Regions from separate parts of the Homo sapiens genome. Here region 2 is linked to region 1. A link is a loop called in an ENCODE intact Hi-C map of the cell type or tissue named here. Cell type or tissue: dorsolateral prefrontal cortex. All regions are shown on one strand. Links, peaks and the distances in the headings refer to the core of each region. The heading gives the core; the rest is flanking DNA. Region 1 overlaps GAREM1 (GRB2 associated regulator of MAPK1 subtype 1). Region 2 overlaps GAREM1 (GRB2 associated regulator of MAPK1 subtype 1).

Region 1 (8,345 bases), core at 73-8,072:
CTTCTCTACACTGGTTATTCTAGTTAGCCATTCGTCTAATGTTTTTTCAAGGTTTTTATCTCCTTTGCAATGGGTTCGAACTTCCTCCTTTAGCTCAGAGAAGTTTGATTATCTGAAGCCTTCTTCTCTTCAAAGTCATTCTTCGTCCACCTTTGTTCCATTGCTGGCGAGGAGCTGCGTTCCTTTGAAGGGGGAGAGGTGCTCTGATTTTTAGAGTTTTCAGCTTTTCTGCTCTGTTTTTTCCCCATCTTTGTGGTTTTATCTACTTTTGGTCTTTGATGGTGGTGACATACAGATGGCGTTTTGGTGTGGATGTCCTTTCTGTTTGTTAGTTTTCCTTCTAACAGTCACGACCCTCAGCTGCAGGTCTGTTGGAGTTTGCTGGAGGTCCACTCCAGACCCTGTTTGCCTGGGTATCAGCAGTGGAGGCTGCAGAACAGCGAATATTGCTGAACAGCAAATGTTGCTGCCTGATTGTTCCTCTGGAAGCTTCGTCTCAGAGGGGTACCCGGCCATGTGAGGTGTCAGTCTGCCCCTACTCAGGGGTGCTTCCCAGTTAAGCTACTTGGGGGTCAGGGACCCACTTGAGGAGGCAGTCTGTCCATTCTCATATCTCAGACTCCGTGCTGGGAGAACCACTACACTCTTCAAAGCTGTCAGACAGGGACATTTAAGTCTGCAGAGGTTTCTGCTGCCTTTTGTTCGGCTATGCCCTGCCCCCATAGGTGGTGCTCTACATTTCTCATTCCTCTTGCGTAGCACTCATCATGGCTTCTCTAATGTAAAATTACATATGAACCCACCTCACTCTCAAGAATGACTTCTTGAATGTAGGGACTAAGTCTTCTTTATATTTTTGCCCATTCCCTCATTGCCTTTTGCATAAAAGATAAAAAATGTTTGTTGGATAATGAATGAATGTTTGTTGGACTTGTTAAAAATAAATGTGTGAACTGTCCCCTGTTCTATATAATCCTGATCTTCTTACCCATTACTTCCCCCACCCAGCATCTCTCACCTTCGAATGAATTTGTAATTTAATTACTTAGTTTTGTTATTGGTATTGGCTGTCTTCTCCCTGTTGAATAGTAAGTGCCCTAGGGCAGCGATCTTGGGTTTGTTCACCCGTATGCGCCTAGCACTCAGAACAGTGCTTGTTATATTGGTTGAGTGAATGAATGAAACTTGAAGCCAAAGGTCAGTTTTTCCCCTTTCTTTGGATTATTGTCAGTGTTTTTCAAGGTAAGAGACATTGTGGCATTGGAAGAGCAGGAGAGAGATGGAGAGAGACCCCAAAGTCAGCTTCTGCCACTTACTATGCTGTGCAGCTTTGAGCAAGTTTCTCAACTCCTCTGAAGGTCATTTCCTAACTTTTAAAGGTTAATATAACTTGAATTACAATATTTATAGAAGGATTACGTTTTAGAGGGAAAAAAGCATACCATAAAATCAGTAGCTTATGTGTCCTGATCACTGCTAATACCTGCTAGAACTGGTGCTACACACTTTCCATTCACTGTGTGTCTCCACATCCACTCTGTGCAGCAGGGCCTGTTGTATTAATAACTATTTCACAGGTGAAAGAAGGAGGTTCGTGCCCAAGACCACACCATGGTGGGTAGCGGAACATCGCTTGAGACCAGGTCTATGGGACTCTAAACCTGGTGCTTGTAATTCCTGCCTACTGTGCATATGCTCAGCAGGGGGCTGCATGATTTCTCCTTTGGAGCAGCAGTTCTAGATTTTTCCTTCCTGCCCTAAGGTGGTTGAGGGATACAAAGGGCTCATGAGTACCACTGGCCCCCAGGCAGTATCTTTCTGAAAAAGCCAGGCCACATCCTCTCAAGAGGTGATGGGCAGCATAGTCTGGTTTGAAAAATCCCCCCGATGAATTGGATTCTCCCCCTTCTGCTAATGTACCTCCACTTCCAGATCTATTTTTCTCTCCCTGTCCCCTTATAAAGTTTTTTAACTCTTTGTATTTTGCACTATAAAGTATTCCTGCATTAAGACTGTTTTAACCTTTTTATTTTATTTCATTTTTTATTTTTTGAGATAAGGTCTCGCTCCGTTACCCAGGCTGGAGTGCAGTGGCACAATCTCAGCTCACTGTAGCCTCCACCTCCCGGGCTCAAGCGATCCTCCTATCTCAGCCTCCTAAGTAGCTGGGACTACAGATATATGCCACCACACCCGACAAATTTTTGTATTTTTTTTGTAGAGATGGGATTTTGCCATGTTGCCCAGGCATGTCTCAAACTCCTGGACTCAAGCCATCCTCCCACCTGGAGTGTTGGGATTATAGGCATGAGCCACCATGCCAGGCCAAGACTGTTTTAAAGATTGTTGCATTACTGTTTTGGAAACAAATTAGACATTTTAGGTTGGGATAGCCAAGTTGATCATTACAGTCTCTTCTATTTATTGAAAAAGTACTGAAATTTTTAAGAATTTTTGAGAGATCTAAAATGCCATTTCAAAACACAGTTAAATCACTAATAACTTAATTACTGTAATATAGTGTCAAAATAAGGCTGTTTTCTGTATAAAAAGTTAGCCTTTTCAGATATTTTCATTGAGCACTGAAAATTACTAAACTAGGATTAATGGAACGGATTATTTCAGCATCTAGAAAAACATCTTTTAAGTTTCAGGAAATGAATTTCTCTTTTGAAATAGTTTGTCATCCGTTCAAATGCCGAAAAGATACTTCAGAAAATATTAAAATGAAAAGAAATTTCATTTGTATGCTATAAATCATTATTTTTAATTGATCGGGAAGTTTGGTAGGAGGCCAGAGAAAATTGGCAAACATAAAATTTAAAAGGAACTGTGAGTATTTAATTTCAAGTACTCTTTCAACAGAGATAAGATTATTTATTTTTGTAGCTTTATTGTGGTGATTAAATCATAAGCTTTCAATCTATCTGACCTAGCTTTGAATCCTCACTTTTCAGTTTATTAAATCTGTGAGCTTAGACATGTTAACATTTCAAACTTTGATTTTTCTCACCTGTAAAGAAGGAGCATTACCTTTTACCTACCTCCTAAAGTTATCTTATTACATGAAATAGTATATGCAAAGCATCTAAACAGTACCTAATATATTCTAGGCACTTAATAAATGTTTTATTATCATTAAAACATAATCATTTAGGTATAATGTGATATTTGAATAGCTATTTGCAAATGAGTGGGAAACATTTTTTATGGACTTCTATGTACAGTTGTCAGCTTGGTGTGGAATACCCTTTTTTAAAAAAAAAAAAAAAACAATTCAGAGGTAAACTTTATCTCATCTTGGGATGAACTGTCAACTTCTGCATTAGTCAAGTTTTAACTAATGAAATTTTATTGCAAAGTATGGAGAAAGCAGATTATGAATTCTAAGTTTCTCATATAAAATTGTATTTCCTAGGAGAGTGCGTAGAAGGGCTGCGGGAAAATGACTATCTGCTGATTCATTCCTGCCGCCAGTGGACCACCATCACTGCCCACAGCTTGGAGGAGGGTCACTATGTCATTGGGCCAAAGATAGAGATTCCGGTACATTATGCAGGTAAGACTCCTCCAAGGGCCAAGATGAGGCAGCGAGAGAAAGGGGATGTGAATAGCTAAACTTTTCCTCTAAGAATTGTCTGTAAACTAGAAAGTAGAATGACTTAGAGAATCAAACATTTGTGTGTGGTTATTGATCAGTGAAAGCTCAGATTCATTTTGTTAGAAGTATTTCTAATTAATGCATGTAGTTAAATGAGGATTCTTATTAGGTATTTATAAGATAGAAATTTTACAAATAAAACACCTCTATTGTCTTGGAATTAAAATCAATACATGTAGCCAACCTCAGAACTTCAGGGGGTCATGTCTCTGAGGAATCCTGTATACAGTTTGAACATTGCTTTTGTGAATGACTTTGTGAAGATTTCACAAGATTCCGTCTCACAAATTAACATTGTGGTCTGGGTTTAAAAGTATTGGATTGGTAGTTCATATACCTGGATATGTCTCTCCTTTCAATAGGCATTTAGATTACAGGCAACTGAGATGCCCTCACTACTTTAGTTAAATGAGTGTAATACCTGCCTTCTCACCTCACTTTGAACCCGACTCAATGCAATAGTGCCATATAACTGATTTTTATTGAGTATATTCTGTGTGCCAGTACTGTTCTAGGAGGTTGGGATACATCTAGTGGCTTAAATAAGCTTTAAATAGTGATAGCTTATAAATGCCATTAAAAAAAAAAACTTATGTTACCATATGCTTTTTCCGGCACTTATAATACATTATATAAAGGATCTTAGCCTTTTCTCTAGTATTGTTCAATATTTTCCAAGTCTGTTCAGAATACCTTAATCAACTAACCATAAATTGTGTAGCCCTAGACTGCCATTGTGTTCTCGAATAACCCCTTTACAATGCACAGAGAGTTATTATTTGGAAAAGGGACCTTACTGTATTCCCACTGTCTAGACACAGTAAATGGTATTTGTTTGATGAATATTTAATGAATGAATGAATAGTTTGGTACCATTTTTGATTCCTGGGAATCTTCAAATGCTGATACGACCCAGGGATTACTTAGCTTCTCAAAAATCCTTCTTACTCAAAAAAATTATAAGACAGAATTTCTGTGGCCTAAAACTTTGTCCTCTAGAATTGTATTTCCTAGCCCTAAGAGTAGCCTTCATGGAAAAAGAGAAATGTATACTTGTAGAAAGCATTACATCTGTTAGATTGTAACTCAGGCAAGTGGGGCAGTTTTCACAGGGGCAGAGAATGAAACAAACCCCCTACCCTACCCATTCTGTCATCAGAATGGTTCCTACTAGTAGTGAGATACATGCTACTTTTAGCAAGTCCAAATTCTGTTTCTGTCTTTGTGGAAAACTGGAAAGAAAGGTAAATTGCTACATTGCTTCATCCTATATACTTTTACCTAATCTGCTGTATTCATCTATGAGGAAATTACGTTTTAGTCTTTCCCGCAAAAGCGCTGTGAAAAGCTCTGTCAAATCAGTCTTCCCAAAAGAGTGCCCTCATTTTATCACTTCCTCAAACCCCTTTAGAGACTGCATCCTGCTGCTAGATTCTTTGACTTGTTGTTGAATGCTTTCCAGAGGCTGGTTCTGGTCTACTTCTCCAAACTGATCTTTTCTATTCCGAAGAGTGAACCTCCCACTCTTGCTACATTAGTCGTCTAACTGTTTCCTGAACATACTAGACACTTTTCCATTTACACAGTCTCTAGCTAGCTGGAGTTACCTCCCTCAGCTCATCATTTCATCAGGAGGGTTCAGCCGTCCTCCGCAGCCCCACATGGTCTCCTGATGTGTCCCATTCATTTAGCACACGTCCTCAGTCTTCATTCAATTACCTTTTCCTGTGTACACACTCACCAGTTGGACTGTACAGTCCTTAACAAGTTATACCAATTCTAAAAAACACCTGAAGCCTTTGGATCTGTACTCAAAAGAAAATTCTTTGTGGCTATGGGTGTTTGACTTAGGGATCTCAAACTTGGTTATACATTGGATTCACCTGGAGAACTTTAAAAAGACTGATGTGGGGTCCTACCTCCAGAAGTTAATTGGTCTGGAGTGTTGGCTGGATATCAGAATTTTAAAAGCTCCCCCATGGTTAAAATATACAGCCAGTGTTGGGAACCCATTGTTCTAGAATGAGCATCCACAATGTGAGATAAGATTTCCTCAAACACACACAAATATTTGTAAATATTTTGGTGTTTGGAACTTCTTTTTAAAAGAACCATCCAGCTTCCATTGGGAAGAAAGATGTGATATTGTTGAGCAGCTTGCTTTTGATCCATAAGGAAGGTGACGGATTATGTTGCAAATGATACATTTTTAAAAATGAAATTGAGGTGCCAAGACTTAAGAGGAAACATGGGCACTAAGATCACATCATTCAACATAAAGGAGAGAAAATACATTAAAGAAAGAAAAGCTTGAAATAGGACCAAATAGTTCATGAGATCATTTGCCATTAAACAAAATAGAATGAATCGCTGGTCATGAGTGTCTGAATGTTCTAAGCTGTCTTCCTCAATTTTTTCAACAAGAAGTTTAGGTAGAAGTTTTGAGGTACAAATAGATTCCAGCTGATCATTTTGTTTTGTGTTTCATATCTTAAGATAGCACCATGAAACTTGCTTTACAAGACAAATTTAGTGATTTGGTAGTTTTTTTAAAAAAAATTTTATAAACAGGTAAATAAGAAGGCAGTGTGGTTTTATAAGTGTTTTTTGTTTGTTTGTTTTGAAACAAGGTGTCACTCTGTCACCCAGGCCAGAATGCAGTGGTGTGTTCATGGCTCACTGCAGCCCTGGACTACTGGGCTCAAAGGATCCTCCCACCTCAGCCTCTTGAGTAGCTGGCACTACAGGCTTGTACCTGGCACTACGCCCGGCCAACTTGTCAATTTTTTGTAGATACCAGTTCTCGCTTTGTTGCTGGTCTCAAACTCCAGGTCTCAAGCAATCCACCTGCCTTGGCCTTTCAAAATGTTGGAATTACAGGTATGAGCCATCATACCTGGCCTGGGAGTATGTTTTGATTACCGTGTAAAATGGAGACCCAGGAGTCTTGATATGATTGATCATTTCAAGGTTATAGTGTATATATTTTGTCTCCAAGAATCTATTTATTGCCAGGTTTAGCCCTTGGAAAAAAGAGAGCATATAGTACATTGTGGAGACCAAAAATCATTTATGTCTCCCTAGCTTATTTGTGCTCTAGTTTTAATTAGAGGAAACCCTTATATATGTATATTTTACCAATTTTTCAGAATTTCATCTAGGTTGAAATGAATCTTACTTTTTTTTAGGGCAGCTAATAAACAGTAATTTAAAATGTTTAACAGAGTAGTAAAGCCCACCAGCTTTGTAATCAAACAACCAAGTTTGATTTCTCATTCTGCCATTTTCTGTCTATATTACTTTGGGCAAGCTACTAAACCTCTTTAAATCTTTGTTTCCTCATCTATAAAGTGAAGATAATTATAGTGCCTTTCTCTTAGGGTAATTGTGAAGATCGAAAGAGAAACACCTTTCAGAGTGTTTACCACTAAGTAAGCCTCCATAAATGTTAATGGTGATGACTGTGATCATGTTAGCTACTAAATGTTTCTAAGGATTTAATTCTTTATCCTGCACTACTAATTACAAGTTGAATTACTCTTCATTCAAGCTAGTTGAATACTGACACCCCTCAATGTTATTTGGGCTGCTGTTTTTTGTTTTGCTTTTGTAATTTTATTTTGAAGTTGCAGTAGTATAGTTTACTCCCTTGTGCCATTTCCCCGGTTTTACCCATTTTTAGTATCATTTTGCCACATTTGTTTTTTATCATTCTTACCCTCCTCCCTCCCCACCAAATGCACATACAAATACAGACAAATATGCTATTTATTTTTTTCTCAGTTATTTGAGAGTAGACAGCATACATCCCCCTAATACTTCACTGTGTATTTCCTAAGAACAAGGATATCCTCTTATATAACCACAGCACTGGTAGCAAATTCAGTACATTTAATACTTTAATCTACTGTCCATGTTCCAGTTTTGTTGATTGTCCCAATAATGCCTTGCTGCATTTTTTCCGCCTCTGGGACAACATCCAGTCTAGGACCACTTATTGTATTTTGCTCTTGTATCTCTTTAGTCTCCTTTAATCTGGAACAAGTTCCTCAGCCGTCTTTGTCTTTCGTGATATAGACATTTTTTAAAGAATACAGGCAAATTATTTTCTAAAACAACCCTCAGTTTGGGTTTCCCCGTGTCCTCGTGATTTGATGAGGCTATGCAGTCTTGGCTGGTCTGCTCTGTGTTGTGATAATGGCAAGGGATGTCCTTTGCCCCTTATTGGTGATTTTAGTTTTGATCACTTGGTTAACGTATTGTCCAGTTTCTCTGCTGTATAATTACCATTTACTTTGTGATTACTGGGAAATTTGAGAGGACGTACTTTTAGACTCTGTAACTATCTTGCTCTTTCCCTAAATCTTCTCCCCCCACCACTCCCCTATTAAGTAGTTATTGATGATTCCTGTCTGATTCTGTTTTTACTATGAAGGTGGCAAAACAGTTCTTTTCTAACTTAACTCCACCATTCCTTCTTGTATTTGTTAGCCGTCATTCTCCTGTAAGGAAAAGCATTTTTTTCTCTTCTGTTTATTTATTTTTTTACTTACCTGCTATTATGAGCATGGACTTGTGGATTCTTATGCCATTCAGTGTACTATGATATATTGCTGTCCTTGTTTCTTCAAATGGTCCTATGTTTCTCCATTTGGGTATAGGCTGGCACCTGTGTCTCTGTGAC
Region 2 (8,345 bases), core at 277-8,276, 66 kb after region 1:
CAAGAAAGAATGTTTTAATTTTTTTATCAAATGCAGTGCTTGGCTGTAAGACCCTCAAAATGTTCCCTTCTTTCCTCCTTCCCTTTTCTCACCTTCTGTTTCCTTCCTGATATATTAAATAAATGTTTAAAATACTAATCTTAACTTTTCTCCCCAGAAATAAAAGCGTGGGGAAGATTTTGTTTCATCCCATTTCATCCTGATAGTACATTCCCCTCCCACCCTCCCATTTAAATGTATTTATTGTGCCTTTTTTCTTTGGCTCTGTTTTTCTAAAAGTGCAGTGGTTTGTATACAAATACTTTAAATTTACATAAACTGTATTGTGTTTTAAGTCTCATGTTTTTCATTTAGCATTATTTAAAGATACACCCTTGTTTCCAAATCTATTCTTTTTTTAATCATTTCAATTTTTATTTTAGATTCAGGGGATACATGTGCAGGTTTGTTATATGAGTACATTGCATGATGCTGACGTTTGTGATACAAATGATCCTGTCACCCATGTAAGTGAGCCTAGTACCCAATAGTTTTTCAACCCTTGCCTCCTTCCCTCCCCCCACAACTAGTAGTCCCCAGTGTCGATTGCTGCCATCTTGATGTCCATGAGTATCCAATGTTTAGCTCCCACTTGTAAGTGAGAACATACAGCATTTGGTTTTCTGTACCTGCATTAATTCACTTAGGATAATAGCCTCTTGCTGTATCCTTGTTGCTGCAAAAGACATGATTTGTTCTCGTTTATGGCTGTGTAGTATTCTGTGGTATATATGTACCACATTTTCTTTATACAGTCCATCATCGATGGGCCCTTATGTTGATTCCATATCTTTGCTATTGTGAGTAGTGCTGTGATGAACATATGAGTGCAGGCATCTTTTTGGTAGAACAATTTATTTTCTTTTTGTCAAAAATCTATTTTTGTTGTTGTGTGTTTATATGATCTCCAAAGGGTGAGCAGCAAAAATGATGCTGCCACAAATGTCCTCATGCATTCCCCCGACACTCTTGTGTGAAATTTCTTTGGAACTTATACACAGGGGTAGAATTGCTGGGTGTTAGTAATATGAAGAGTTAATTTGACTAAATGGTGCCCGATCACTCTCCACAATGGCTGCCCCAGCCCCACTCCCACCATAGTCCAATGAAATTTCTTACCTACATCAGGAACTTATTTTTTTTTAGCTTTTCAATCTTTTTTTTTTTTTTTTTTTTTTAATGGAGTCTCGCTCTGTCACCCAGGCTGGAGTGCAGTGGCGCAATCTCGGCTCACTGTAACCTCCGCCTCCTGGGTTCAAGTGATTCTTCTGCCTCAGCCTCCCGAGTAGCTGGGACTACAGGCATGCGCCACCACACCTGGCTAATTTTTGTATTTTTGGTAGAGACAGGGTGTCACCATATTGGCCAGGCTGGTCTTGAACTCCTGACCTTGTGATCCACCTGCCTCAGCCTCCCAAAGTGCTGGGATTGTAGGCGTGAGCGACTACACCCAGCCAGTTTTTCAATCTTAATAGGTGTGAAGCAATACCTTTTTTTTTTTTCTCCAAGACAGGTTCTTGCTCCGTTGCCCAAGCTACAGTGCAGTGGCACAATCATAGCTCACTGCAGCCTCAAACTCCTGGGCTCGAGTGACCTTCCCACCTTAGCCTCCTCAGTAGGTAGGACTATAGACACTTGCCACTACACTTGACTGATTTGGTTGATGTTGTTGCTGTTGAGGTGGGGTCTCACTGTGTTGCCCAAGCTGGTCTAGCATTCCTGGCCTCAAGTGGTCCTCCCACCTAGGCCTCCCAAAGTGTTGGGATTACAGATGTGAGCCACCATGCCGGGCAGAAGTAATAGCTTTTAATTTGCATTTATTTGGCTGGTTGAGCTTCTTTTCACATGCTTGCTAGTCTTCAGGGATACCTCCTTAGTAAATTGCCTGTTCATCATGTTCTTTGCCCGTCATTGTATTGGTGGTGGTGTCTTTCTTAATTTTCAGGATTTCACTGAATAATTTTATCATCAGTCTCTTTTCCGTTTTAGGCTTTGCAAATATCTTCTATTCTGTCACCTGTCAACTTTTCCCATAGTATCCTTAATTGAACAGAAAATCCTTAATCTTAAAGTAATCAATGTTTTGCTTATACTTTCTGCTTCTGAAGTCCTTCCCTGCCCCTAAGTGGTATCAGGTAGGAATTCATTTTTGTTTTTCTCCATATAATGAGCCAGTTTTACCAGCACCAGAGACTAAGTGATCTTTTCCAGTTGGCTTGTGGTGATATCTTTATCATATTATATAAAAATGTTTTGCATTTACCTAACCCTCTCTAACGTCATTTATTCCACAAAATGCTTAGATTAAAATGACTCAGAAGGCTAGAGGAAGAAGCTGCCTCCTGATGACTAGCAGGAATAGCACTCATGAAAATAATGTCAGAATGCTCTTATCCTGGCCTTGGAAAGTTTCAGCTAGACTTTAGGTGAAATACAGTGTAACTGCTGAAAGAAGCTATTACTTATTTACTCTGTTCTATCTACAGATTATCAACCACACCAGCCAGCATAAATTTAGGTCCTATCCCACTATCTCCTGCAGTAATTGAGTTTATCAACTCTCTAATCATTTTGTATTTAATAATTATTTGTGGGATATTCAAAATAAATATGCCATCCTAAATCACTCATCTTAAAAATTGAATAGACATTGGAAAAAATTCAAATCTGTATGTAAATGAAAGACAAGGAAACACAGAGATTTCGAAGTGTATTTCTGAGTGCTTTGAAATATCCTTAGCACTTCATACACTGCTTTGAACAGAGTAATACATTGATAAATAAATATCTTTGAAATTTTAATATTTTGACTAATAGTTTAAATGGGGAGGAAAAATTAATTTGGCCTGTATATTTAATTCTCTTATGGAATCTTGATAATAAAAAATAATATTCATATTATTAATCATATTACTGTGAATCAGAGGCATCTTGCCCTTTGTTGAGCATTGTACCTATATGGCCTCATTTAATCCCTGTAACAGTCCCATGAAGTAGGTATCAACATCCCCATTTTATATGTGAGGAAACTGAAGCCCCGAAATGTCCTCCTCTCAAGGTCAAGGCCAAAGCTGAGATTCAAACTTGTCTGTCCACTCCAAAGCTGGGCTCTTGTCCACTACTCACATTGCCTCATATTAGTCTCACTAAGTGATGTCTCACTAAATGAGGTTGTTTTTAAAAATATTTGAACACCACGTTGTGCATTTCATGCCAAGAACCCAACTTCATGTATTTAATATCCAGTCACACTCTAGGTTTTACAATAAAATTGTAAACATAATCCTAATCCTTCACTTTCTAGTCATTCTTTTCTTGTTATGCATATTTGCTGGTTTTAGGTATTGCAATCTCTATTTGCTTTCATCATCCCCGCTTTCTTCATCATGAGCTATTATCACCTTAGTATAATGAATTTTCTGTGTATAGTCTTTTGTTTGCAAGGCTAAATACTTCATCACTTGTCCCATGTACTAGATATTAATGAAGATAATGCTGTCTCTCTTTCAACAGTAAACATCAACATGAGTACATTAGTGAATCCATCTACTAATTATCTGATGACTATGTTTCTTATTTGTTATAAAATATTAGCCATAATTCCCATTCAGCATCTGTATAGGTTCTTAAATATTAATAAATTCTGAAAGTAGCCTTCCAATATCTCTGGCACTTAAGATGTTTTTGTTTTTTCTTTTTCAAGAAATAAAAATTTACAGCCACAAAATGAAAAAGTTGATCCCCTTTGTACAATATCAGAAATCATAATTGCTGACTCAGTTATTACAGTTCTTTTTACATTTCTCCCAGTGATTCCTGTTTTTAAAAAGCCTGGTCTTACATTAGAAAGAAGAGTGTTTTTTAATTTGGAATGTATCTCTGTTCCCTGACAAAGTCACTCCTCTCTAAAAGTACTTTTTCTCTCCAGCCTTGTTTATCCCATCAGACATTCCTGCCAGAAAGCAGCCCTGTTTACATAACTGCCCCTGTTGGATGGAATATTTTACTGAGCAACCATCCTACCCTTGCACCGCAGCCTGTTTAACATGGAAGAGGGTCAAAACCTGAAAGGCACTAGAGAATGCTCAATAAGCTGGATCTGTACTGAATAAAAGCGGAGGCATTTGGATGAAAATGAAGTATTGGGAGATGGGAGCAAGAGCAGGGGCATTTTGTCAGCAAAGACTAAAGAAAACAAAAGAAGACAGTGTCGGTCTCTTGTGAGGGGGTGGAAGGGAAAAACCATTTGCTGGTTTGGGAGTAGGACAAAGGTATGTATTGCCTGTTTGAAAGCATACTCATTCATTAAGCACTTTAGCAAAAATGGAGCTGCAGGTCAGCAGAGCAGCAACATGGCTATTTGCTTCTCTTCTCCATTTTTTAATTAAAAGAAAAAGACTTAGCAAGAGTGGGGGGCTCTCTACAATGTAGGGCCTTTGCGTTTTACTAGCCTTTCCATTTTTACTGCAGTTTTGACTGATTCCTAACAAGCATAGGACTCTAGGCCACTGTCATTATGGTCACAAATTTATTACAGGAATTATATTTTAAGCATGAGCCATTTTAATTGCATTTGCTCTTGGATTGAGCAGAGAGTTTAGTAGGTAGCTTGTCATGGAAAAGATCACACTTGTTATTTCCCAGTCTCTATCTTTCCCATAACCGAAGTCTCCAACCCGGTGGCAGTGAGCCACCCTGAATACCTTCTGCATAGCTCTTTCCTCTCTTCTTCCTATCTACCAAACTACTGATTGTGCCATCTTTTTATGTATGTCAAATTTAGAATACTTTTTGATGTCTCATATTCTGGAGCAGTTTTTCCAGGGTTACTGTAAGAAGGAGCTAATACGTTTCTCCTATTCAGTAAGTAAATCAGAATAATAGCATGATTACATTCCTTTTCATTCATGACAAGTGTATCTTCATCCTAAACTTAAACTTCTCTCTGACATACATGCTCATTGAGTCCTTGTCATGTGCCACTTACTGTGTTAAGCCCTTCATATATGTTTAGTCATCCTCGTAAGTCCAGTGTCAGTATTACTGTCCTGGATTATAGAACTGGAAAGCAAATGGAGATGTAGAAGGATATGATGCAACCAAAGTTGCATGATACGAGGGAAAGCCAGGATTCAAACTCTGGAAGTTAATACACTACCTGTTGTGCAAAGATTTGGGAGCAAAACGATCATCAGTGAGTATTATGTTGAATCCAAAATTAACAGTCCTGTGCTGAGCCATGAGAACAAAACGTGCCTTACTGAGACTGTCCTACCTCAGTCTTGAATCAAATGGGGGACTTTAAGGAGTTGCCTTCCTTTTTTCTGTTTTTTAAAGGCTTAATTTTTTAGAGCAGTTTTAGATTCACGGCACAATTGAGAGGAAAGTACAGAGATTTCCCATGTACTCCTTTCCCCACCACACGCAGAGCCTCCACCATTAACATCCTGCACCAGAGTGGTATATTTGTGACAATCGATGAACCTGCACTGACATGTCATAATAACCCAAAGTCCACAGTTTACATTAGGGTTCACTCTTGCTGTTGTACATTCTGTGAGTTTGGAGAAACATATAATGACGTGCATCTACCATTAAGGTAACATACAGAATATTTTCACTGCCCTAAAAAACCTCTGTGCCACACCTGTAATCCCAGCACTTTGGGAGGCCGAGGCAGGTGGATCACGAGGTCAGGAGTTCAAGACCAACCTGGCCAATATGGTGAAACCCTGTCTCTACTAAAAATACAAAAATTAGCTGGGCATGGTGGCGCATGGCTGTAATCCCAGCTACTCCGGAGGCTGAGGCAGGAGAATTGCTTGAACCAGGACCCAGGAGGTGGAGGTTGCAGTGAGCCAAGATCGCACCACTGCACTCCAGCCTGGGCTACACAGCAAGACTCTGTCTAAAAAATAAAAAACTTCTGTGTTCCACCTATTCATCCATTCCTCCTCCCTAACCCTTGGTAACCACTGATCATTTTACTGTTTCCATAGTTTTGCCTTTTCCAGAAATGTCATACATGGTATAATTTTTTTCAGATTGGCATCTTTCACTTAGTAATAGGCATTTAAGTTTCCCCCATGTCTTTTCATGGCTTGATTGCCTTGCCGTTTGTAGCTTAAATTTTTGGTGAAAATGTGTCTCTAACCTTGACAAAATGCAATGCAGAACCTATAGAGTATGTTTTTATTTTACTTTGTGTCTTTGCTAACTTTCCCATATCCAAGTCAATGCGCAAGCTGGCGTGGGTGTTAGAATTTGGACTGTCCTCCTATCCTCTTTTGATAATACTGTGTGTGCTCTATACTCCACTTTTAAGAAACCATTCGTGTTTCTGTACATGGAGTTTTAATCACTTCGGTTTTGGCACACAGGTTAAAAACTAAATCTCTCATAATCAAGGCACTTTTTTTCCTAATGAAAACCACAGCTCAAGCAGCTGCTTGTATTATTGTCTCTCCTCTGTGGTCCCACTGGTGTGTGGGAGTTTACTGTTAGGCTGTGGAAAAGGGAGCAAATAAGCCAAGAACAGGGTCATGTTTCAATTGAGAAATAATGGTGGAATGTTAAAATCCTTGAGTGTTTTCTTCACCCTCCTCACACTCTGTGTACGCAGTTTGGCTTTCTTTTTCCTTTCTAAATACTTCCATAAGGCGTAGAAGAGAAGCATAAGCACCATAGTACTGAAAATTCCTAGACACCTCAGCTTTGATTCTACACAGCTTGCCTTCACTTTTGCCTGTAGTTGTACGGTGGCAGCGTAGCTTTAGGGTCTGTTTGTGTTGCATATGTCAATCTTTTGTCCATCTGTGTTGGCGTGGTCTTCCTTTCCTTTGTCTGGGTTGAAATCATGTTTATTTGTGTAACTGTCATTTTCATAGGTCGATTTCTATGTCTCATTTTCTTTTTGTATCTATTTCCCTATCTCCCTCTCTCCCCATTTTTCTCTTTCCTTTATATTTTCTATTCACCTTTGTTTTCCCCTTCTCTTTTCATACTAAATAACTGAAAATTCTGTGAGTAAAAATTAAAGTTTAATTTTTGCTGCTCTTAATTTTTTATGTAGATTAAAAAATGAATCATTTTATATTTCTCCAAAAGGTTCTTCCTCAAGTAAAATTGCTTTTTACATATTGGAACCTTGATTGATTATTTATTTGTTTATTTGAGATAGGGTCTTACTCTGTCGCCCAGGCTGGAGTGCAGTGGCGCAATTTTGGCCCACTGCAACCTCTGCCTCTTGGGCTCAAGGGATTCTACTGTATCAGCCTCTCAAGTATCTGGGATTACAGGTGCACACCACTACACTTGGCTAAGTTGGCTAAGCACACCATGTTGGCCAGGCTGGTCTCGAACTCCTGGCCTCAAGTGATCTGCCCACCTTGGCCTCCCAAAGTGCTGGGATTACAGGTGTGAGCCACTGTGCCCAGCCAATAGTATAGGTCTTAAATGAGCTTTCTCATAATGCTTATGCTAAAAGCTGTAAAGAGTAGCCTTCCACTTCAGGACCGTGGCTTCAAATGAAGGTAGAATGAAGAGTTCCTGGACCCTAGACTTCCCACACATTTCTTGACCAACATTAACCCATTCACAAATACAACAGCATCAGCTAGATCAGTGATGTTGTAAGCCCTTGCTCAATCCACACCTATGCCCGACTCTCTTTAAGAAATGCAGAGCAGTTTTGGGGCTGGGTGACATTTTTTATTTGAGCCAACTATTAAAAACCATTAAAAGTTGAACACATTTACATAAAAATTTCCTGCCTCTGGGAACCAGCAGGTGCTGGAGCTATGAGGTCATCATTTCTACTTTTATCAATGTTACCAATTTGCAAGACTTTGTGGTCTCATAAGTATTTGAGTTTGAGACTCCCAAAAATATATATTTCTCCTGCTCTAAACACCTACTCTTCAAAGAAAGCATTTATTCAGTTTCTAGTTTGGACTCAAACTCAGCTATCAGAGAAGCAGAAGACATGATTCCAGCTGTTACGGCACTGCGGTCTAATTAAGAAAACAGCACAAAAGGAAGTAAAATAAGTAGAGAATCGGTGAATAGACTCTGGTAATCAACATAAATGAAAATCGTTTGAGCTGAAGTTGTCAAGGAACACTTCACAGATTATGTTGGACTTGAGCTGGCTCTTAAGTTCCTTCATTCAGCCATCATTTATTAGGCACCTTCTGTGTGTCTTGCCCAGTATTGAGTACTGGGAATAAAAAGGTGATTGACACATCTGCTTTCTTTAGAAAGTTTACTGGTTAGTTCACGAAGACAAGAAAACAAATAAGGACAAT

Evidence for each region. Peaks named below come from ENCODE experiments on the same cell type or tissue, not always from the same donor. Only the 100,000 strongest peaks of a DNase experiment are listed, where the experiment ranks them.
Region 2: a loop joins it to region 1, with 9 times the contacts of the local background. A loop is called at or near these places in 6 of 110 quality-filtered maps.

What each region holds. Positions count from the first base shown.
Region 1 is chr18:32,388,109-32,396,453 of GRCh38, reverse strand. GAREM1 (GRB2 associated regulator of MAPK1 subtype 1) reads left to right here. Exons shown (of 6, transcript NM_001242409.2): 2 at 3,419-3,559. Among named protein-coding and RNA genes, the nearest start is that of GAREM1, 79 kb to the left of the region's middle. In dorsolateral prefrontal cortex, for the core only: no CTCF peak of the experiment used is centred there; a DNase peak (open chromatin) is centred at 6,404; H3K27ac peaks cover 2,167 bases.
Region 2 is chr18:32,322,576-32,330,920 of GRCh38, reverse strand. The region is part of intron 2 of GAREM1 (GRB2 associated regulator of MAPK1 subtype 1); the gene reads left to right. Among named protein-coding and RNA genes, the nearest start is that of MEP1B, 140 kb to the right of the region's middle. In dorsolateral prefrontal cortex, for the core only: no CTCF peak of the experiment used is centred there; no DNase peak of the experiment used is centred there; H3K27ac peaks cover 4,024 bases.